3 separate regions of the Homo sapiens genome follow, and all the other regions are linked to region 2. The links are chromatin loops, found by intact Hi-C in ENCODE. Cell type or tissue: IMR-90. All regions are shown on one strand.

Region 1 (8,000 bases), 220 kb before region 2:
GTGTTAATTTCATGCTCTGGAGCTCTTAGGTAATTTTACAGAGTATGGCAAAGTGATAAAAGTTCAGGAGGTCCATCATCTATAACTACTTCTGTAGAAATATAGGGGAAACTGTAATTACATCCTCAGAAACTTATGCTTTCAAGTAAAAGGCAAATAAAATTAGTAAAATAACTTCATGCAACTCATGGCTATCCAGAGGCAGCTTTATTCAATGGAAGTGCTCTCACTGCTGGTTCACAGCAAAGGTTCCCATGACAACCAAGAATACACAGTACAGTGGTGATGCTGTTTGCCCAGGGATATCCTGTCATTAATATAAATAAGTAGATAACGATATCTAGTCTATAGGTATTATGATCCACAGCTGTCTATAAATGACAACTGCAGAGTAGAATGGAATGCTCAGAACTGAGTTTATTCCAAGTTCAATTAAAGTTTTATTTCCTTACTTTCTAAAAACATCAAAGTATATGCTTCTAAATTATTCTACTGTGTTTCACTATAATTTTCAAGTTTGGTTTCATCCTGGATTATGACCTTTCAGTGAGCTGGGACAGTAATGTGGCCCCAGGTATGGTGAGTAAGCCCACCTGAAATAGAAGGTGGTTTACTTTCTTGATATGAACAAAGGCTATTTTGGAGTTGGAACTCTCCAGAACAGTTAAAATGCATTTATATCTAAAGGTTCTTAGGTGTAAAGGAACATACATATGATTTTAAGCATATTTCTCTACTAGAAGTCTTATAATATTTCTTATCTGTTATTCTGTATTCCCATGTTTCCTGAAATACTGTGAACTTATTAAGACAAGAACAAAATGTCATTTACTTTTATATATTGGGTCTAGGATGAGTTGGTTTCTTTTATATATTGGGGTCTAGGATTACTTGATTTCTTTTGAAGAATCCTTGTAGAATGAACCAAAAGATAACAGATAAAAATATGCAATCAATAAATGTAATAGCATGTGCTAAATGTCATGTGTACCAGAATTAACACTTGGCCTATGAGAGATACAGAGTAATATAGGGCCCATTTGAATCCTAACACTGATTTGTCATCCTGTTTATTTAAGAAAGTTACATACTATAGTATTTCATAATATAGTTGAACAAAGTATCTGTTATATACATATGCACATTAAGCCACAATTCATTTTGCATTTGTAAGAAATTCAATATTATTTTGAGTAATTTGAAGGAAACACAATTCTTACAATTTGCATAACTGAGGTTCAAAAGGAAAGTCCACCATCTCAACCCAGTTAAATTTGGCTAACTAGTATGTACCAATCAATATAAACACGTGCTTTAAAAAAGTTACCCTAGTTCTCATTCCTAGGAAACATCAGCTGTGTAGCACCGGGATTCATTTCTGTTCTCATACAATTTAATTTCTGTAATAAAAAATCTATGTCCATTTTTTGATGTGTCATTGCTGATAGCTTTAAAGTGTTATACCTCTCTCTTCCCCTCTGTCCTACATTTGGGAAAACTGTTAAGAAAGCCCATGTGTTCTCTCCTTTGGTGATGGTGGGAAATTCAAACCACACCAGAGTCCACCCACACAAAACTCTCAGCATGGCCTCACCCACTAAAAGTCATAAAATCTCAAACCAGTCATTTTCCCCCTGCTCTCTCAAGCTACTTCAGACCTTCTTGGGAGGCCTGCTCTGCTCTCCCCAGAAAAACCTCATAATTTTATAAGTAATACATACTTTCATACTTTCTTGGTAGGGGTATATGTGTGTGTGTGTGTGTGTGTGTGTGTGTGTGTGTGTGCGTGCGCGTGTGTTTGTGTATGTGTGTGTGTGAAAGTGAGAGAGAGAGAAGTGTAGGGCTGCTCATTAGTCTTAACATTTGAACCATATTTTGGGTGGAGGCTTATCTGAATCCACACAATGGATACAACAGTTTCATCTTCTAGATCTTGGCTATTTGGTTCTCCTCTTCTGCTCCTTTCTTTGGGAGGGAAGTAAAAAGCTAAAATATGCATTCCCAGGTTATGCATAGAAGCTAACCTAAGGGAACTGCAGCTTTAATACAGCAAAAAGAACCCAGAGGAGAGTACAGAACTGATGTTATTATTAGCAGAAGTTGAAAACATTCACCTGCCTAATTCTGAGTTGGCTCTGGCATCAACAGTCTTTCTAGAATTTGTTCAAACAGCATTATTAGCAGAGGGTGCTGAGAAGAGCAGATTACCAGATTACTCTTTTTATGCCTACATTAGATTGGCCTCTTGCAGTGCATCAATATAAGGGTATGTGGTATCATTTCCAAGATGAATGTTAAGGAAATTCACACGGACAGGGGAAAGCAGGTTTTCTACACTTAAATAGCACATTCTCAAGAGGGAAAATGTCAACGTATGGCTTATTCATAGCACAATAGCTGTTTAAACTACAGCTTAGAATCTACTATGTGCCAAGCACTGTGCTAAGCATTTTACATTTTGCATATATCATTATTAGTGCCATTTTACTATTGGAAACCAAAAACAGATCCAGCAGTTGTCAGAGATAGAATTTCAACTCAGACTTACCTCATATTCAATGTCTATATTCTAATGAACTCATTCTAAGACTTCAGATTTACGTTGTTAAGACTATGAAGCTTTTTGCTTCCTGATAATCTCTGAATGTCTAATAGGCCTTTATAGCTGGCAAGCTTAGGAAAGAAGCACATTTTTTTTTCTGCTGGAATGTAGGGAGATATCTGTCATAGCTCATAGATGAAATATATAAAAACACTACATGGTATCCATTATTCATTTCAGCTCCATTGCCCTAAAGAAACATAACACCATGAATTTAGATGTAGCAAGACAATGGAATAAATGCTTTTAATTTTTTTTCAATAATTATGTCAAAATAGATATTCTGGGAACCGTGAGAAAGTAGAAAGTGTAGAAGTCATGTTGTTGACTTCAACATGCTTACAATATACCTAACATATGGCTCAGTAGTTTGTCTAGTTGTTAATAATTTGAAACATTGATTTGCTAAATTAATATAAATGGTTTCACATTACAAGTAAGGTAAGTATTTTAAAATACTAACTTTTCAAGACTTCATTTTTTAGAGGAGTGAGATTCACAGTGAAATTATGAAGGTATACAGATTTCCCATATGTAACATACTAGTTTTCAAGCATTAATTTTAATAATTCTTATATCCTGAGTTAGCATTTAAATTTATTTTATACCCTTAGTCTTTGGCAAAAAAAATGCTTCTGCTTAAAATAGCTTATTGGCTAAGAATCCATCATTTTAAAGAAAATTATGCATAATCAACAGGTATATAGTTTAAATAGAAAACAGCAGGGGGAGCTCAAAGACAGGTTGGACAAATTAAAAGTTGACTTCAAGAGTACTGAAAAATTATTTTAATAAAAATTTGAAGAGAAGAAGGAATATACTGTTAAATTATGAGATGATATTTTATACAATAATTTCCAGCAAAATAGCTAGCTAAATGGAGGAATAGTTTCCCATACAGAACACTTCAAAAGTCCAGAAAAAAAAATTAATGCACAGAATCACTAGACATCAGTGAAGTGAAAATTAAAATTACAATGAAATAACACTACATATTACTCAACTAGAATGGTTAAAATGAAAAAGATAATACGAAGTGTTGACAAGAATGTGGAGCTCTTAGAAAATAGAGAATATTGGTTGGAATCTAAATTGAAGAAGCTACTTGAGAAAACTGTCTGTCAGTCTTCAAAAAATGCATGCCTCATAATCAAGCAATTCCACTTCTGGCTATATACCCATCAGAAATATATATGCATTATACAAAAAGATGTATACAGTAATGTTCATAGCAGCATGATTTGTAATAGTTTCAAATAAAAATAAAACAAATATTTACCAATAATAAAATGGGCCAGGCACAGTGGCTCACACCTGTAATCCCAGCACTTTGGCAGACTGAGGCAGGTGGATCATTTGAGATGAGGAGTTCGTGACCAGCCCGGCCAAAATGGCAAAACCCCATCTCTACTAAAAATACAAAAATTAGCCGTGTGTAGTGGCAGGTGCCTGTAGACCCAACTACTTAGGAGGCTGAGGCAGGAGAATTGCTTGAACCCTGGAGGCAGAGGCTGCAGTGAGACGAGTTCGTGCCACTGCACTCCAGCCTGGGCAAAGCAGTGGAACTCTTTCTCAAACAAAACAAAACAAAACAAAACAAAACAATAAAATGAATAAATAATTTATAACATATTTGTATGAAGATGAAAATGAACTACAACTACATATATAAAGACAAATGTTCCTTTAGGCCCAGGAGTTTGAGTCTAGCCTGGGCAACAAAGCGAGACCCAGTCTATACAAAAAAATAAAATAAAATTAGCCAGGTGTGGTGTCATATGTCTGTAGTCCTAGCTACTTGGGAGGCTGAGGCAGGAGGACTGCTTGAGCCCAGGAGTTTGAGGCTGCAATGAGTTATGACTATGGTACTGTACTACAGCCTGGGTGACAGAGCAATACCCTGTCTCAAAAAAAAAAAAAAAAAAAGAAAAGAAAAGAAAAAAGAAAGATAACTTTTCCAAATACAGTGTTGAGGAAAAGAAGCTAGAGAACAAAGAACACACTCTCTTTGGTAAATAATATGAATATTATCTTAGAAATCACAATAGTAGTTACTCTGGGGTGGGGGCAGAATCTGAAAGGTACACAAATGGGGGCTTCTACAGCTTAGCAATATACTGCCTATTAATCTAATTGCTGCTTACATGGGTATGTTATCTTCATGGAAATTTACCACATTTTACATTTAGGTTTGTGTGCTTTTTCCTCTTATGGTATAATTCAACAAAATTTGCTCTAAAATTATACTGGATGATTGCTTTAAATCATTAAATTAAAAGTTTTTGAGGCTTGAAATTAAGAAAGCTTGGTCCCACAGGGATAACTAAGTACTAGAATTGTTTTTTGCTTTGTTTGTTTTTTTGTTTTTTTCCTGAAGGCATTTACCAATTCTTTGGGTTCCAGGGCAAGAATCTAAACAAGGGGCCTAAACAGAGAAAGAACTCACATTCAGACTTCACAGAAAGTCTTATACCCAAAAGTCAATACCTATAACTAGGCATGCTACAATCTTTCATGCAGAACAAGACTTGTCTTGGTTTCAGGCAGCATATTTAAAACAAATATTTCTTTCAAAAATTTCTAATCACAAGTGTATACTTGCGATATGTAATATGGCATTGGATATTTGCGTGGCCCAAAAGTTGAACATTTCATTTAAAGTAAATCTATAGTTAGCAGACATGCAGTTACTTAAATTATAAGCAAATCCTCTTTCGAAAAATACACTTTCAACACAGATAATTTCCAGAGATAAAATACTAAAGAGTATGAGCTCACATATGTAAAAAAATATAGAAAATGCATAAAAAAAATAAACTTGCCTGAGAGACAATCAGTGGAATAAACTGCACAGGTAGACCAACAAGATTACAGATATTGGAACTATCAAGGAACTAAAATAAAAAAAAATATTTAAGCTGTTTAAAGAAATGATAAAAAATTTAGTAAATGAGCAAAAGACAATAAAAATCAACACACATATTTAGAATAAAGACCAATAGAACTTCTAAAATTGAATGTCTAATAACTGAAATTAGAAACTCAACAAACAGGTGAAACAACAAATTAGACTCTACTGAAGGTTGAATTAGTGAGCCAGAAAACATATATGAATGAAACATTCAGAATGCAGTAGAAAAAGAAGTGGAAAATATGAAAGCAAGGTTAAGATAGGTGAATGACAGAGTGGGGCCAACATAAGTCTTACTAGGGTTGGGATAGATTAAAAGGAATGGCAACGAGGCAATATTTGAAACAATAATAGCTAAGAATTTTCCAAAATAAATAAAAGACACCAACACTCATATTTAGGAATACCAATACATTTTAAGTAAACTTTTGAAAAACTCAACTTCTGGATTCATTAGAGTGAAATTGCACAACAACAAAGATAAAAATAAGAATTTCAAAGCACCCAAAAAGAAAAAAGTAACACTGGTCAGACTGAAAAGTGATTTCTCAAAAGACAAGGTAGTATCGTATTTAAAGAGGTGAAGAGAAGTAGTTGTCAACCCAGTAATGCATACACAACAAAACTACCTTCCAAGTCTAAGCACAAAATAAGATAGTAAGAAAACCACACATGAAGAGAATTCCCTACTATTGGAGAGTCACTAGAGAAACTTCTAAAAGACATTTTTAAATAAAAAGGATGGTCTCAGATGCAAAAAAAAAAAAAATGCTGAGCAAAGAAAATGGAAAATGTGTTAGAAAATGTTCACCAAAGATGACTTACTACAACTATAATAATAATGATAATGTCTACAATGTAATACAAATATGAAGAGAACAAAAATCTATTCTTTTGTATTTTCTCAGGAGGACAGTAAAAGGGTAAAGATATTATTTAACTTCAGCCTTAAGTTACATATTTGGAAAATTTTTTAGGGTTATTATTAAAATAATAGAATTAGAGTTTAAAACTTACAAACTAGAAGGAAAAATACAATGAGAAAAGGGAGGAAATCACTTTGATCTAAAATAATGCCAGAAAAGACGTGAAAAGAAAACAAACATTAGAAAGCAGGATAAATAGGAAGCCTAAATTAATATTTTTGAATATTATAATTATATTATAAACTTTATAATTTTATATTAAGTTATAAATATATAAAATATAGGTTTATATTATAAACTTTATAAATTATATAAACTTATATATAATTATACTTTTGAATATAATTATATTTTTTGAATATTATAATTATAATTAATCCAGTGTTCATGAATTAACTAATATTTTCAGTTTAGTTTCAACAATGTCAAAGAATAGGTACTATACAAATATCTCTTCTGTTAAAGATGAACAAAATTAGAAATTAATAACAATGTATTTATTTAAAAACTCATTCCTTTGGAAAACATTTAAAAAGTACTTCTAAATAACACTTGAGTGAGAGAAGAAATCAAAGGGATTTATAAAATACTTAAAACTTAATAATAAATATATTATGCATCAAATATATGGGATTGTCACTAAAGCAATAGAATTAAATCACTGTATTAGAAATAAAGGCTAAAACTCAATGCACAAAGCAACTTACTTAGAAAAAATAGGAAAATAAACACAAAAAAGTAAAGGAAAATAATAATTATAAAAACAAATACTAATAAGAGAAAATACAGTAATAGAAATTCAAAAACAAACATGAATATACTAATTAAGTAGTCTGGCAATTTGACACAAACGAGATACAGAAATAGAGGAAAAGAGAAAACAGCAACAAAAAAATTTTAAAGAGAAAAGAGAAGAATGGGCATAGTATAAGAGACAGAGGTAGAGTTCCAGATAGGTAGGTAGGTAGCTAGCTAGTTAGGTAGACAGAAACAAAGGTAGAGAACATCTTAGTAGAGATAGACAGACATAGATAAAAAATAGTAAAAATTTAAAGGAGGCATGACTTACCTGGAAAAATATAGAGACAGAAGATGTAAATGAAAGAACTATTTCCCAGGTATATGGAAACAGCAGGAAAATGTAATGCATCTTGGAGAAATCATAAGGGTCTGAGTGAAAACTCTTTAGTTAAGTGAAGCAAAAGGAGCACCAGTGAAAAGTGGTGGCACTAGTGATTCCAGCAGATAGGCAAGGAGATCTGAAAATATAATTTCTCCTACTTAAACCGTTTTTTAAAATTCTTTCTGTTTCACTGTAAAACTTAAATCCAAGTACCGGTGATCGTAAGATTTAATTAGAGAAAAATAGAATTTGACTCATTTGTGATGCAAGACAAAATAAAATAAGATTAATAAGTAAGTTATCAAGCAGGTCTTACTCAAATAGCATCTTTTTGGTTACAAAATGACAGGGGACACAAATATGATTGTAGAATTTGACCTAGTAATCCCAGTTCTTAAAGATTATTTTAGTAAAATAAAAGCAGTTTAATTTAAAAGA
Region 2 (8,000 bases):
TTTGTGTGTGTTTTAAGAGAATGGTAGACTATTTACACACTTGTTAAAATGCTCACTTTTTTTAAGAGATGGGATCTTGCTCTGTTGCCCAGGCTGGAGTGCAGTGGCATGATTGTGGCCCGCTGCAGCCTTAAAATGCTGGGTTCAAGCAATCCTCCCACCTCAGTCTCCTGAGTAGCCAGGTATGTGCTATCATGCCAGGCTAATTATGTAGAGAGAGGGTCTTGCTATGCTGCCCAGGCCTGTCTTGAACTCCTGGACTCAAGTGATCTTCCTGCCTTAGCTTCCCAAAGTGTTGGTATTATAGGTATGAGCCAAAGTGTCTGGCCCTAAAATGCCCATTTCAACTACAGAATAAGAGTACCTGAGCAAGAGCATCTAGAAATCTGCTTTGTAAACAAGGACCCCTCAGGTAAGGGTAAGATTTCTAAAGTTTCAAGATCAACTGATTTAGTGAGTGGTAACTAAATGCTAAGGTGAGAATAAGAGAGCATGAAACACAAGATCAAGTGGTTTAATGGATATAAACCTGTAAACAGTTACAACTCTGTGTTTTAAGTACAACAACATAGTGGTGTTCAAGACCATCATTAAAGACAAGGAACACTGACCAGTGAAGGGAAACTCCTTCACAAAAGAGGGGAGGGCTAAGCCAAGTGCTGAAGAAAGTTCTCTTTTGCTGGTTCTCAGGGGTCAAGGCCCAGAGTGGCTGAAAATGAAATTACATAGAGTCTAAACAAGGGCCTTAGTATGTTTAGACTTCTCTAAGATAGAATTTCCATTATTTGCTTGATAAGAATCACTTGGGTTCTATACAAATGTAGATTTCCAAGCACTGTCCTCTTGTATTAGAGGTTCTCATTTAGTAGGATGGAGAAGAGCTCAGAAACCCAGCAGTTTTAACCTTAAAGAAACTGTTATAGGAGCAAGGGCCACAGAGAAGTCTTACTAAAATATAGGGGAGTAACACTTTCAGATTTATGTTTTAAACTAATATTTATAAGTCTTGTCTATTTTTCTCAGTTTAGATCGAGTTTAGCACCTAGTGAATCTTATCTGATTGTTATAGCCCAAACTGACCTCTTCATTTTATACATCATTAAACTTGGAGTTTGAATTATACTTTTACTTATTTCCTGTGTATTATTATTTCTCTTCTATTGTCAACCCTGAGGAATAGAAAGTTTGTCTCTCTGTATTCTTCGTAATGCCTGATGCAGGCATAAGAACACAGACACAAAGTAAAATTGGTTCTATGAATTCTCAGTACGTAGCCCTAGTTTTTAGGCATGTTAATCTGGAATACAATTTTAAAAGCTAACATTTAATGAGTGCTTATGTGCTAGGGACTACTGGAAGTAATTTACTTATATTATCTCATTTCATTCAATCAACAATATTGTGAGGTAGATGCTAGTATTGTCTCCATTTTACATATAGGAAAATTGGGGCTTAATCATTTTCCAAGGTAGGCTGGGTCCAGATCATATGCCCTTTATTACCAAGCTACACTGCTTCTCCCTACCCTGCCCCCTAAAAATGCTGTTTAAACAATGAATAGATAAAAGAAAGCAACAATGAGATTATAATCAGTAGCAATAATTTTTGAAATAATTAGGTCAGAGTCCTGCATAAAAGATGCTACTATAAACTATAAAGCAATCCAAATTATTCTAAATATTCCCAGGCTGAAATCTGCATCTGCCAGCTATGCATCATTGACTCCTACCTATGCTCTTGATTAAAAATCTCCTCTGTGTCTTCACATTCCCAATGGGAGTCGCATATCAGGAGAGGCGCATCCATGGGTGCAGCAAGAGTGACAATACATCACAGCCTCGACATCTGTGACAAGCCCAGCCTTTTGACAGTCTAGTGAGGGGGTGTGCATCTTGAATATTACCAGATGTGTCACAATCTTTGTTCCCCAAATACTTACTCCCTTTTGGATAACAAAACAGCAGAAGACACTACTCAGAACAATTAAAAAGGTTTGAATATTCCCATACCCTATAATTAATCTTCATTCAATCACAAGCATTTCTGTTCAATCTATTGCTTGAAATGAAATGCTAATAAGGCAAGAAAGCACAACTTTAGGACAATGCCAAAAATGGCCTTCGTTTCTCGTCTTTTGACATAAATAAGATGCTTTTGATCATATTAATGAGTGAGAAATGTGCAAGTCTCTAATACAAGATTCAGTTAAATTACATTCATCCTTGGAGATGAACAACCTGAATTTAAAAGGACAATTTAGGCTGAATAAAAAGTCAAAGCACAGTGCAACTAAAAGTTTATTCTAACTTAATTTAAAGTATTCTAGAACCTTTGCAAATCTTCATTGTCACACATTTTCACCCTTTTCCTCCAGTAGTTTTTTTCCCAACTTCTGCCATTTCTTTAATTCTTTCCATGTTCCTATGATAGTTATATTTATTCTGGATTTCCTATGTCTTTAAAAATTGTTTTAGGTGCTGGTTATTATCTATAAGAAATCTAAAGTGAGTAGAATGATCTGTCTCAAGACATTAAATAGACCTTGTTGGGGTTTATTAATTATTTCTTATAGAGTTACAAACAGTTTAGAGGGCTTATAGGTGAAACCTATCATAAGAAACAATGTTATATGTTGAACATTTAAGCTCCTTGTATACCAGGACATTACTAGGAATTTCACTTGAATCTAACTGGGCTCAGTATACTCCTATATACCAAAAGCCTTTATTGTTGAAGGTGCATAGTAGGAATTCAGTATATATACATGGAATAAACGTGTTTGCCCTTTTTCTGTTGTTGAATGCTTTTGGAAATTCAAGGAATGAATGTGAATGCTTTCTGATTTTTTTACAATTGCTTCATTATTATATAGTCATGGTTCAGCCTTCTTTATAAACTAATAATCTTACTAAATGCTTTCAACACTGATCAGGATGTGACTCACCTCTGTGTCAAATACAGAAGGTACTGAAGTCACATCAAAACCAAAGCAATTTTCATCCCTCATATTCAGGTCTAGTGGAATAGAACAGGAAAAGAGAATCTGCATATACCTTCAATGTTCTTGGGTGACAGAATACCTTAAAAAAACAAGTATACAAGGCGTTTCCTAGGACAGTCAAATGATGAAATATGGGCTTCAATCTCCTGGGTCCTCTAGTTTTCTCATGACCAGTATGTGAATATAGGCAAATTACCTGAATAACTCAACATGTTTTCTTACCCATATAAGAAAAGGAGAGTAAATACCTCATAGAATGTGGTAAAACTAAATGAGACATTACATGCAAAGCATTTAACACAGAGCCTAGAACAGAGTAAATGCTCAAGAAATACGGACTATTGTTATATTTCTGGGATTTGGATAATTTTTACTAATGTGGATAAATACAGATGAGGCGATCCTACAATGAGAAAAACAGAAGTTGTGATGTGTGAGACTTTTCATTTACATACAAACGGATATGGAAAATGGATTATGGATGCAATGTCCCTGATAGGAATGGCAAGGGCCTATTTGGGCATTATACTTTATTCCTGAATCATAGAAGAAATCCTATCACCAAAATACCCATATGGGTTTTCACATTAAAAAATATTTAAACACTTTCTTTAGAGATGCATTCTGAGACCCACGTAAGGAGTTGTCCAAACTAATATTGAATGCATTTGACATGACAGCTGGGTTTGAAAAAGTGCTTTCAGCAAAAGCAGAAGCCACTGGTTAACTTTTCTCCTTGTAGTTAATTACATTAAACAATTTTATCCCAAAAAGGGAAAGAGAGATTAAAATCCAGGTTATGGAGCATTCATTGAGGTTTTCTTTTCTTTTCTTTTTCCTTCTCTCCTTCCCTCAGGTAGCAGAAAATCATGAGCTTAAAAAGAAGCTGACCTGGCAATGTTTCCCAGACTTCTTTTATTCTTGACTTGGAAAAAGGAAAAATTGAGGGATTGAGGGATGGTGATTTTACTTGGTCCTTCTAGGACCTATTTGAAGACTCTTCTAGAGTCAGGTGTTGGTTGAGGTTCACAGCTAATTAATCACTGGAAACCTGGAGAGAATAGCCTGAGGTATTACAATAACCTAGGTATGAAGGTTTCTACACCCCAAATGGCCAAATTGCTGGCTACTTCTGGGATTATCTGGACACCTGAATCCTAAAGAATATGAAGTCCCAGGATCACTTCCTCAAGATGTCAAATTACTCTGATAGAGAAAGATAATTTTTATCTTATTTATTTTTTCCTTTCCAACCTTTATTTTAGGTTTAGAGGGAACATAAGCAGCTTTATTACATGACTAAGTTGCATTTTGTAGGGGTGTACAGATCATTTTGTCACCCAGGTAATGGGCATAGCACATGATAGGTAGTTTTTTGAGAAAGATGATTTTCAAGCAAGACTGGAAACAGAACAGGTAGCAGTTAGAAAATACATGTTTTTGTTTATTTATACTTAATTATGCATAAATAAAAGTGTAAATTATGAAGTCACGATGCCAGTAAATGCTTTTATTGGCTTGTCCACAGATGTCCTCCCTTCTCTAACCCCCTTTCTCCCAAAGTGGGTGTGAGTGCACCACCAGGTGGTGACATAATGAAATGACACATAGGGCATATAATGTCAGGCTGAGGAGAATTTTGGAGGTTCCAAGGATTGCTGGAAATAACTGCACAAACATGGCTCTATTACTAGAGCTTTTGTGTACTTGAGGTTTTATTTTTGTTTTTGCTGAAGCCCAATACAAATATATAACAACATTAAATTGCCATTTATGACTAGAATTTTAAAACCTAAGTCAAACATACTTTCATTGAACCTGGCTCTGCTTTTCATTTATTTTGTCACACAGGGCAAGTTATGTAATATTTTTGAACCTCACTTCTTCATCCATAAAATTCAGGATAATAATGGCTGCCATGAAATAGTTTAATTGGACCTTAAGACTGACTATCTCTCCAAGATTCTTTCCTCTTCTCCCTCCATTCCCCACCATCTCCATTGTCTACTTTGTTCCTTGGCTTTACCTTTCCTTCTGGTTTGCCCGGGGGGGATAAATACCCACTTGTACATCACCTCCTCAGGCAGCGCTGCTCAGCCCATACCTCCGTGCTCATGCCAGGACTCATATAGCCTTTAGCCTTTGCATTCTCCACACTGTTTAGTGTCACTTGTTTCCCTGAGTTTTGCTCACTGCTGGGCCTGTAGCACTGGGTCCATATTTCTATGCATCTTATTAACCTAGGCATTACACCCAAGATATAAACACATTGTAGATATTCAGTGACTTTTTGTTGAATATTTTTAAAGTATAACAAAAAGCCTTTGAAATACCAAGCAAAAAAGAGTACGTAAAAGAGCAAGAGGACTTTCTGAAGGAGTATATTCATTGCCCAAAAAAGGAGATCTATCCCTTGAGAGAGAACTGTAAATCTCTTCTACTCAGCTTGCAAATACAACTATTAAGATCAATGGAATGCACTGCATATAAAGTTGATTTATAGCCCTGGTTCTTTGTAAATGTTAATAGTAAACCTAATTTGAAATGTTATTTAAAAAGAAGCTACCATTTCAGTCTAAAGCATTTACTTTAAATCATTAAAAATTACTTTGTGTTCCTTCTCATTGGGATCTCTTGGACTTAGGAAACAATTTGAAATCCTAAGGGCTTTATTTAATTAAACAAACTCCATAAACATTAAAGTTAGTTGTTTTTTTTCATATAAATAACAGATAAGGTCCCTAAAAGATTGATTGGAATAAAGAAGACATTGATTTGAATCAGTCTCTAAACAATTATGTGACTTTGGCCAAATTAGTAAACTTCTGAGTCTCAATTTCCCCATGAAATGGTTAAGACCACCCTAAGGACTGCTATGAGGGTTGAATTATTAATGCCCACACCACTGTGTCTGGCACTGAGAAGGGTTAGCTCTCTTCTTTCATTTCATCCACACCTACTCTTCAACATATACATTTCTCTAAAGTCAATGTGTTTAATTTTTTTTAAGTTCAATGCTAACAAATATTAAATGCTTCTTTTCCCAACACTATAATTTTAACAAATGAGTTTCAGGCATATTTAAAAATGAGTTTCAGGCATTAGATCATGTGAACATAACTAATTATGTGAAACATTTTTGTCCAACTTCTACATAAATCATAGCTTCAAATTATATGGTCATAAGCCTACAAGATACTCATTGCTATGCACTGAATTATGTCCCCTTCAAAATTCACTTGTGGAAGCCCTAACCCTTTATGTAATAGTATTCGGAGATGGGTCTTTTGGGAGGTGATGAGATCATGAGGGTGGGGCCTGCAATGATGGGATTGGTGCTCTTATAAGAAAAGACACCAGAGAGCTTGCTCTTTCTCCACCATGTCAGAAGGCACTGACTGCAAGCCAGGAAGAGGGCCCCCAATAGAACCTAAACATGCTGGCACCCTAATTTCAGAACTTTCAGCCTCCAGAATTGTGAGAAAATTAATCTGTTGTTGTGTAAGTTATCCAGATTATAGTATTTTGTTGTAGCAGCTGGAGCTGACTAAAACCCTCATGTGCCAACGTAATATCGTTTTAGTTATAAATTTAATATTGATACAACTTTAGCTAAAGGAATAAAATCTGTATGAGAAACAATATAACTTTTCAACAGTATGAAGATATAGTTCTTCTTATTCATAAACACACATATACACTTGCATACATATATGTAAACTATATTTTGAATATAGAAGATCAACTATATAGAAGATCAACTATATAGCCATCTAGTTTAACTCATTGATCATTTAATTCAACAGAGTTGAGCGCCTGCTATGTGCCAGGCAATGCACTAAGCACCGATATACAAAGATAAGGGAGATACATTCTTATCTTAATTGAGCCCACAGCCCAATAGAGGAGAAAGTCAAAACATACGATATATAATAAGGTATGATAAATGCTCCAGATTATAACTAACATAATATTAAAAGTTGTTCTCATACTGTAGAACGGTTCTTCCCTAAAACTGTATCAACTCCACCTAAATTAATCCAACAATAGCCTCCTGACATTTTTACTTAGAGAGACTAATTTAGCAGGCATCTAAGGCAGAATAAAGTGTTTACCTCAACTTTTCTATCAACAATGTTAGAAGTGGAAAATACAACATAATTTTTGAGTCTCAGCTCCTGTCAATTTAAATGAAAATAGACAGTTGGTTCAGCATATGTTGATTTCTTAAAATCAGAAATAGATTTTCCCAGCAATACGCCTCAGGGAAAATAAAATGTGTGGGCTGGTTTATCCACGCATTAAAAGCAAGCTTCCAGCTGATGTTTGATTACATTCATGAAGAAAAAAATATTGTAATGAGAACATCCAATTACTCTTTCCACAGGAGTAAAAATTTCTGGTCTGAGAATTTGTTTCAAATCAGTGGTTAGAACATAAACAAACAAATAAAAAAGGGGAAATAAGTGAGAATGAGATCCTCAGAACAGCTACTAAATTTGAGTAGGCAGAGCATGGTTTCTGGAGTCCAAAAGCCTGTTTAAAGTCCTGACTCTAATGTCTACTGGTAAGGTGCTGGTGGGCAGGTTTCTTACCCTCTGTGAGCATGTTCTTTTACTCAGCAGTAACATGGAACCAAATAAGACCCATTGATAGAGTTGCTCAAAAGTTCAAGAGAATAATTTGAATTCTCTTTCTCTCAATGCATGCCATGTGTCTGACCTATGACAGGCTCTCAATACTTGGTAGACAATAGGAATTATTATTATTGGAAGGAAGAGAAATAAGAAGGAACAGCAACTTGAAAGACTACTATTGGCTTCATTGAAATAGGATCTTTGCATTTTGCCTTCTTTATCTTTGCATCTTGTCTTCTTTTTACTTTCTCTTCACACACGTGACCTAATAATAATAGCATCTGTAGTAACTGTTGTGTTATCATACAGTAGCACCCAGTTTTGTAGGTCTTATTTTACTTAATTTGTAGTCAGTAAACATA
Region 3 (8,000 bases), 330 kb before region 2:
GATTATACCCATTTATACAGAGCAGTCTGCAGACAATGGCTATTTGATAAACGGGAAGGAGATAGTATAGAGTCCTAACCCCTTCCTCTAAGTTTTAGAAACCCCAACTGAACCAGAAGAGGCCTCCATTGAGCCTTTAACCCTGTTCCTACTCTTCTTCCTGTGGTGCTCACACTGAGAACATTTCCCCACAAACACCCTGCATCCCAATCTCTATCTATCTCGGAGTATCTCAGGGAACCAGATCTGCACCACAGACATTCCCTTCATTCCTTGTTTCAGCCCCACACCTCATCCCTGCAGGGTGCTACATCTTCTCTCTCAGAGTCCTGACCCTTTCTGAGAACATTTCTCTAGAAAATAAATCTTGGGTATTTCTGTGGTAGGGTGTGCGGGTAGAAACAGGAGCCTTGGATAGGATGTGGGGAGGCAGCCTTCTCTTCCATTCTCACACCTTTCCTTTTAAATTCCTCCATTTAATTACAGATAATATGAACATATGGTCCATTCACTACAATTGATTAGGAGTCCATTCTTTTAGATTGTTGGTTCATCTCTGTTGGCATGAATTAAAAACAATTTTATCTATTAAAAGTAGAAAAGGTATAAGAACATTTTCCAAACTGTTACATTGAATACTAGTTTTTGAGATGTTAAGAGTCCAGTTGAATAATAAAAACAAGAAAAAGACTAGAGAGTCAAATAATTTGTAAATATGGCTTCAAAATCTTAAAGAAAATATTTCTTTTTATTACGTGACTTCTAAGAGCTTTAAATATACTAATTGGAATGTGACTATTCTAGAAGGTGGAGAGCATTTGCAGAGTAATTAGACCATTCCCCTGTAGACGGCAGTTAATATCAGAGTAAGCCATGTTTTAGAATATGACTTGGGCCTGGGCATGGTGGCTCATGTCTGCAATCCCAGGATTTCTGGGAGGCTGAGGTGGGAGGATAGCTTGAGCCCAGGTACTCCAGCCTGGGGCACAAAGCAGGACCTTGTCAAGAAAGAAAGAAAGAAAAAGAAAAGAAGGGCAGGGCAGCGCAGGAGGAAGGGAGGGAGGGAGGGAGGGAGGGAAAGAAAGAGAAAGAGAAAAGACAAAAAGAAATATGCCATGGGAATTGCTGCACAAAGCATCTTAATCTAAGTTTTATACTAATCACAGGGCTTCTATTACTCCTACAAGAATTCCTTTACCTTAGCTGGAGAGGTAAAATGAATTGCTAAACACTTAAAAACCAGCATGACTGTACCAAGGAATAAAACATGTTAACTCTGTTTCAGGTGAGTGCTTTCTCCATTACATCAAATTGCCTGCTTACTTAAAATTAATCATAATATTTGAATTAGGATCACGTAATGTAAAAAAATCTCATTTCCCAGAATATTCTACACTAGAAATCAATTTCTCACTATCCTGCTGAAATTTGTCCAAGCAATCTGCATATATTTTTAAATCTATCTTTTTTATCTCTAGTTCAGCATGTGCCATAATGTTCTCTGTGGAGCACCCAACCCCATTACTCTGTAAGCAAACAAAAAGTTAACTATTTAATAAAGTTTGGAATATTTTGCCTATGTATCTCCTTCCTGGATATTTACAATATTTATTTAGCTTCCAGTAATATATCAGTTTAATTTTATGAAGCTCAGCTTATTTGACCATGCAACCATTTTGCAGGTAGTACCTGTTGATATTAGCATTCCACAAAACCTACTTTGGGAAATACTAACCTAGGTTACTAAGGTTCATACTAGCAAGAGATGAATAAGACTAACTATTATAAATAATAATGGAGAAAAAAAGAGCTCCAATGATCTGACACAGAGAAATGGATTTTATGAAGGGACATGATTTCTCAATGAGAAAGAAAGAGGAAACAGAAAACTAATAGTTCCATTGTATTTCCATAGTTAGGGTGGCGTATGGTTAGGATTCTTTGTTCAGTTTTATAAACCTCGTACTGTCATGACTTCATTAACCCAAGGCTAAGCTGTAATTCTAAAAGGTATATATATATTTAAAAATTGACAAATAAGAATGTATATATTTATGATGTAAAACATTTTATTTACATAGATGTATACATTGTGAAGTGGCTAAATCAAGCTAATTAATATATACATTACCTCACAAACTTATCTTTTTTTGTGGCAAGATCACTAAAAATCTACTCTTTTAGCTATTTTCAAGTATGCAATGTATTGTTGTTAACTATAGTCACCCTGAGGTACAATAGATCTCTGGAACTTATTCCTCCTGTTTAACTGAAATTTTGTGTCCTTTGACTAACATTGCCCCAGTCTTCAGCCCCCACCCATCAGCCCTGGTTAACAACCATTTTATTCTGTTTCTATGAGTTTGACATTTTTAGCTTTCACATTTAAATGAGATCATGTGGTGGTTGTCATTCTGTGCCTGACTTATTTCACTTAACATAACGTCATCCAGATTCATCCATGTGATCCCAAATGACAGGATTTCCAAAATATATAAGGAACTCAAAAAGGTCAATAGTATGAAAACAAATAACTTGATTAAAAAACAAGAAAAGGATCTAAACAGATGTTTCTCAAAAGAAGCCATACCAATGGCCAACAGGTATATGAAAAAAATGTTCAACATCACTTAATAATCAAGGAAATGCAAACTAAAACCACAATGAGATATCAACTCATACCTGTTAGTACAAAAAAGATGAAAGATGGCAAGGATGTGGAGAAAAGGGAAGATGTTTACACTGTTGGTGGGAATGTATATTCACATAGCCATTATGGAAAACAGCATCGAGGTTCTTTAAAAGCTAAAAATAGTACTACCATATTATCCAGCAGTTTCACTACTAGGTATATATCCAAAGGAAGTGAAATCAGTGTGTCAAAAAGATATTTGCACTCCCATGTTCATTATAGCATTATTTACAATAGCAAAGATACAGAATCAACCTAAGTGTTCATCAACAATGAATGGATAAAGAAAATGTGGTACACACACACACACACACACACTCACACACTAGAATTCTACCCAGCCCTGAAAAAGAAGGAAATCCATAATAACATCTTTTATTTTGGATAGAATGGACATCAAGGGTATTTGTGACAGATATACCATGAATGACATGAACCTAATATTAAATATTTATTTTTGTTGATGTAAGGAACATTAATAGCCTAGAAACTATAAGTTTTAAGATTTAGCTTAGGAACTCAAACGATGTAGCAAATATATTTCATCATGATTTGATCTATCTATATCAATCTTATAAAATTGTGTGAGCATGAGGTTTTGGGGATGAAGAGATAATGGAATCAAATTTTAGCTTTTACCCCCAAACCTTCTAGACTTTAATTGTATATTATGTAAAATGTAAGTATTTAAAATATGAAGTTCATGAATGGGTTCATGAGTCAACCGCAGGGGAGTTGGTGAAGCCCCTGAAACTATATGAAAAATTGTGTGTACATTTACATTTTTCAAGAGAGATTTGATCTAGTCAAATTTTCAAAGCACCCTGAGATACCCAAAAAGTGATAGACCCCTTAAAGAGATAATCTCTAAGAATTCTGTCTCCTTTTTCATTAACAGTTTTATAAGCTTTCTTATGAAAAGTATGTCATGTTTATGATATTTAGTAATTTCTTTGCTGAGCCTTCATTTTTAGCTATTCAAGAAATTTAAAAGTAAATTGTAAATATTACAATTAGTTTCTAAGGATTGTTTAAAATATCATTAATTATATAAAATTTTAATATATATTTTCAGTTCTTCAGCTAGGACAGACAGAGCCTCTTTAAAAGATTTTATTTGATGCTGGGAAGGGTGCTGGGAAAAGAGAACTCCTATACACTGACGATGGGAATGTATATTAGTACAGCCATAATAGAAAACAGTATGGAAGTTTCTCAAAAAACTAAAAATAAAACTATCATATGATCCAGCAATCCCACCACTAGGAATTTATTCAAAGGAAAGGAAATCAGTATATTAAAAGTACACCTGCACCCCCATGTTTATTGCAGCACTATTCACAATAGCCAAGATATGGAATCAACCTAAGTGTCCTTGATGGAACTGGAGGTCATTACAATAAGTGAAATGAGCCAGGCACAGAAAGACAGATATGGCATGTTGTCACTCATATGTGGGAGCTAAAACAGTGGATCTCTTGGAGGTAGAGAGTAGAATGATGGTTACCAGAGGCTGGGAAGAGAGAGGTGGGATGAAAAGAGGTTAGTTAATGGGTACAAGCATATAGTTAGATAGAAGAAATAAGTTCTAGTGTTCGATAACACAGAAAGGTGACTATAGCTAACAATAATTTATTGTATATTTCAAAATATCTGGAAGAGCTGAAGTGTTCCCAACACAAAAAATAATAATCGTTTGAGGTGATGGTTATCTTAAATACCCTGATTTGATCATCACACATTGTATGCATGAATCAAAATATCACATGTACCTCCTAAATATGTATAATTATTATGCATCAATACAAATATTTACAGTAAAAAGGAGATTTGAATTGTAAGAAAAAAAGAGAAGAAATTCTATTTTTGCAACTTATAATAGTTATTATTTGTGTGAGATACTCACTTGCCCACAAGATGGCGCTCTCTAATTTTGGATATACTATTTTCCCAAACCAATTTCTCAAGAAGTTATTTCTAAAGTGTTCTCTTCCCTGAAAAATAATATTTACAATAAATTATTCTTCACTACTGTTTGATTTTCATGCTTGAACATCTAACAATGCATGACAAAGTATATGTTAATGTTTTTGTGTGAGTGGATTGATGAATGGATGTTTCAGACATTCACAGAATGTTTACTAAATTTCTGCTGCATAAACAGCTTTGCACAGTGGATTTATAAACAAAGAAACAAAAGGTGTTAAAGTATAAAGAGCAAATCAGGGTTACTATTTTTCAAGTTAATATTTTTATATCCAAGAGTTTCATATTTAAATGAAAAATGATTGTTATAGACATGTAAATGTACAGCAAAGAGAAGACATCGGTTCAGTTAGGTAAAAGACCTTATAAGTTGTTGTGACTTATGAAGAACTTTAAGGTTTGTATGAGAAGGAGGTAAGGGGAAGATATTTAAGAGGCGGCAAATAACATAAGAAATAGCTTGAAATTATGTAGTCATGCCATCCCAAAATAAAATGGCCTCCCATTAGATAAGGCTAGATGAGTTACAGAGGGTGGTAAAAGTCACTCCAAGAGGAAGAAAAGGTAACTAATATTTACTGAGAACATAATATAACTCATACTGTTATTTAATGATCTTTCCCCACCCTTGAAAATACGTGGATGTGCCTCTTATTAGAGTGTTAGAATTATGGTGCTATATTTGGATATTTTGAGTAGGTTGCACTTCCCTAAATGTTGTACTAAATCCCAGTATACAGTCACCAGAGGAATAGAGATTTCCCAGAGAGGAAATCAGAGTTAAGGAGGTGAGCCTTAAGTAAGCATAGGAGGAGACTAAACTTCTCTGTCTTGATTCTCAATCTCTTGAGTAATGACTATGTCTTGTGGAGCCCTCTCTTGTGGGAAAGTTAAAGATGGCCTCTGCTGTCCAGTGTGAAGAGGGAGTCAGAAGAAGAGTTTCTCCTAGGGGACTTCATTTGAATAAGATATCTCCTATGATAGAACAAATTATCTAGTTTCATGTTACTTTGATTCTACATAGTTTGTCAGTAAAGTGTTGCTTTAAAATTCCTGCTTTGTCTCAGCTGTTAAACAAAGAAAAGGATTTTTTTAAAACCCACATTTAGATCAAATTGACTTAAAAAGAGTACCTGTCTGTCCAAAGGATGATGGTAGTGAGAACAACAATGAGAAAGACCCTGAAAAAAAGAATTCTGCTTCTCACTGATCTCTCTTTCTTCCCTTATTCCCCTAAAGTCATCTCCAAATTAGGAGTCAGAGGGATCTTGTTAACATCTGTTTAAAGGTCTTTGTTTAATAAGGCAAAGCCACTAGTAAGATGAATAGAGCTCTGAGTCCCCTTCTGTTTCATCTCCAACTTTTTCCCTTATTCTCCACTTTGCTACTTCACTCCAGCCACCAGGACCTTCTTACTGTCCCTCCATGATGGCAGGAGGACTTTTTGTACCTCCTTCATGTTTGCTCACATGCTACCTTCTGAATGAGGTCTTTCCTAACACCACTTAAAATTCCACCACCCACCACACACACATTCGTTAACCTCTTCTCTAATACACTTTTCTTCATGGTATTTATCACAAAATCTTCCCCATACATATTTTTAAATATAGATATATAAATAAATATATATTTCTATATATTACATATATATATAATATATAAATTATTTTCATCTTTCACTCCCAGCTGGAATATAAACTCCACAAGGGTAGAATTTTTGTCTGTTTCATTCACTGCTGTATTTTTTTTTACAGTACAGAGAAGAAAGCTCAGAACATAGTATGCCTTCTGTGATAATCCTGAGTGTGAACTTGAGTGGATGGAAGGATACAAAGTATTGATCCTGGGTGTGTCTGTGAGGGTGTTGCCAAAGAAGATTAACATTTGAGTCAGTGTGCAGACCCACTCTTAATCTGGGTGGGCACAATCTAATTAGCTGCCAGCGCTGCTAGAATATAAGCAGGCAGAAACATGTGAAAAGAAAGACTGGCCTAGCCTCCCAGCCTACATCTTTCTCCCATGCTGGATGCTTCCTTCTCTGAAATATTGGACTCCAAGTTCTTCAGTTTTGGAACTTGGACTGGCTCTCCTTGCTTCTCAGCCTACAGATGGCCTATTGTGGAACGTTGTGATTACGTGAGTTAATACTTAATAAACTACCCTTTATATATATGTGTGTGTGTCTATATATATATATATATATATTCCATTAATTCTGTTCTTCCAGAGAACCCTAATATACCTTGTCATATTTATTGAATCAACTTTTTAAAAGTCTAATTTCTGTGTTCTCTTGAAAAATCAGAAAGCCTGCCAACCCTGGCCTATATTTTCACATGATAACAACTGTGAGGAGCTCAGAAGTCACTGCGCATGCAGGTGAGGATATATCTATACCCTCCTTGCCCAGGATCCCCCTGCCTTCTCCATTTGAATAGCTCCTGGCTCCTGCAGATATGTGAGTTGTGACCTGCTGGAAGAGTCCTGAAAGGGAGAGTGACAGGATCAAATGAAGACTTTCAGTAAGTCACCTGGAAATAGTGTGTAGGATTAATTTAACGAGTCTGGAGGTTGATGCCTGTTAGTATCTGCTGTCGAAGTCCTGGCATGAATGGATGAGGACCTATGTGATGTGAACTCAGCTGAAGAATGAAAGACAGGGGAAGTAGAGTTTGAAGAAAGGATTAATTGAACCTGAGGATGGATTGGATATTAAAAATGAATGAAAAGAAAAAGTAATGATGACTAAAATTTCTAGACTGGATAATTAGGAAAATGTTAATTTCTGATGTAAAAGGGAACTCAGGAAAGAGTCAACCTAGGACAAAAATCAAAAGACCTACATATGGAAAGAAATATACTGATTTGAGTGAACCCAAGCAGAGTTTGAAGACACAGATTCAAAGGTATTTGACAACAAAAAAAGGACTTTGAGATCAATGCCAGAGATGGGGACTCAATTTTGCATACTGCTTATATACTGCCTACGTAAAGGCACTTTATGATAAAGAACATCTCAAAAAAATAACATATAGAACAAGGGGCAAAAATAGGGGATAAAAGAGATGATTCCCAATTATTGGTCAAGTGGTTGGAGTGAGAATTAAAGGCAAAATTCCTCTTCTCCCCCTCAAAATTACACACAACTACACAAACATATGTGTTAATGATTTTAGTGTGTTGAATCTGGCTGCTTCCACACTGCATGCATCCTACCTTTCTCCATTCACACCTGAGATAATCTCATTCTAGTGAAGTCTTACATTATAAATGACAACACCAATATTTAGGGACGTTCCTCTTTTTTCTTCACTGACTT

Evidence for each region. A loop is a pair of places that touch in the nucleus more often than their neighbours do. Peaks named below come from ENCODE experiments on the same cell type or tissue, not always from the same donor. Only the 100,000 strongest peaks of a DNase experiment are listed, where the experiment ranks them.
Region 1: it touches region 2 in a loop (8-fold over the local background); 13 of 110 quality-filtered maps call a loop at or near these places.
Region 3: a loop joins it to region 2, with 4 times the contacts of the local background. A loop is called at or near these places in 12 of 110 quality-filtered maps.

Annotation. Positions count from the first base shown.
Region 1 is chr5:59,503,156-59,511,155 of GRCh38, forward strand. All of the region lies in intron 1 of PDE4D (phosphodiesterase 4D), which reads right to left. Among named protein-coding and RNA genes, the nearest start is that of MIR582, 200 kb to the right of the region's middle. In IMR-90, a CTCF peak has its summit at 3,332 (motif pointing right); no DNase peak of the experiment used is centred here.
Region 2 is chr5:59,720,115-59,728,114 of GRCh38, forward strand. The region is part of intron 1 of PDE4D (phosphodiesterase 4D); the gene reads right to left. Among named protein-coding and RNA genes, the nearest start is that of MIR582, 20 kb to the left of the region's middle. In IMR-90, a CTCF peak has its summit at 4,598 (motif pointing right); no DNase peak of the experiment used is centred here; H3K27ac peaks cover 229 bases.
Region 3 is chr5:59,385,639-59,393,638 of GRCh38, forward strand. The region is part of intron 1 of PDE4D (phosphodiesterase 4D); the gene reads right to left. Among named protein-coding and RNA genes, the nearest start is that of MIR582, 310 kb to the right of the region's middle. In IMR-90, a CTCF peak has its summit at 4,613 (motif pointing right); no DNase peak of the experiment used is centred here; H3K27me3 peaks cover 161 bases.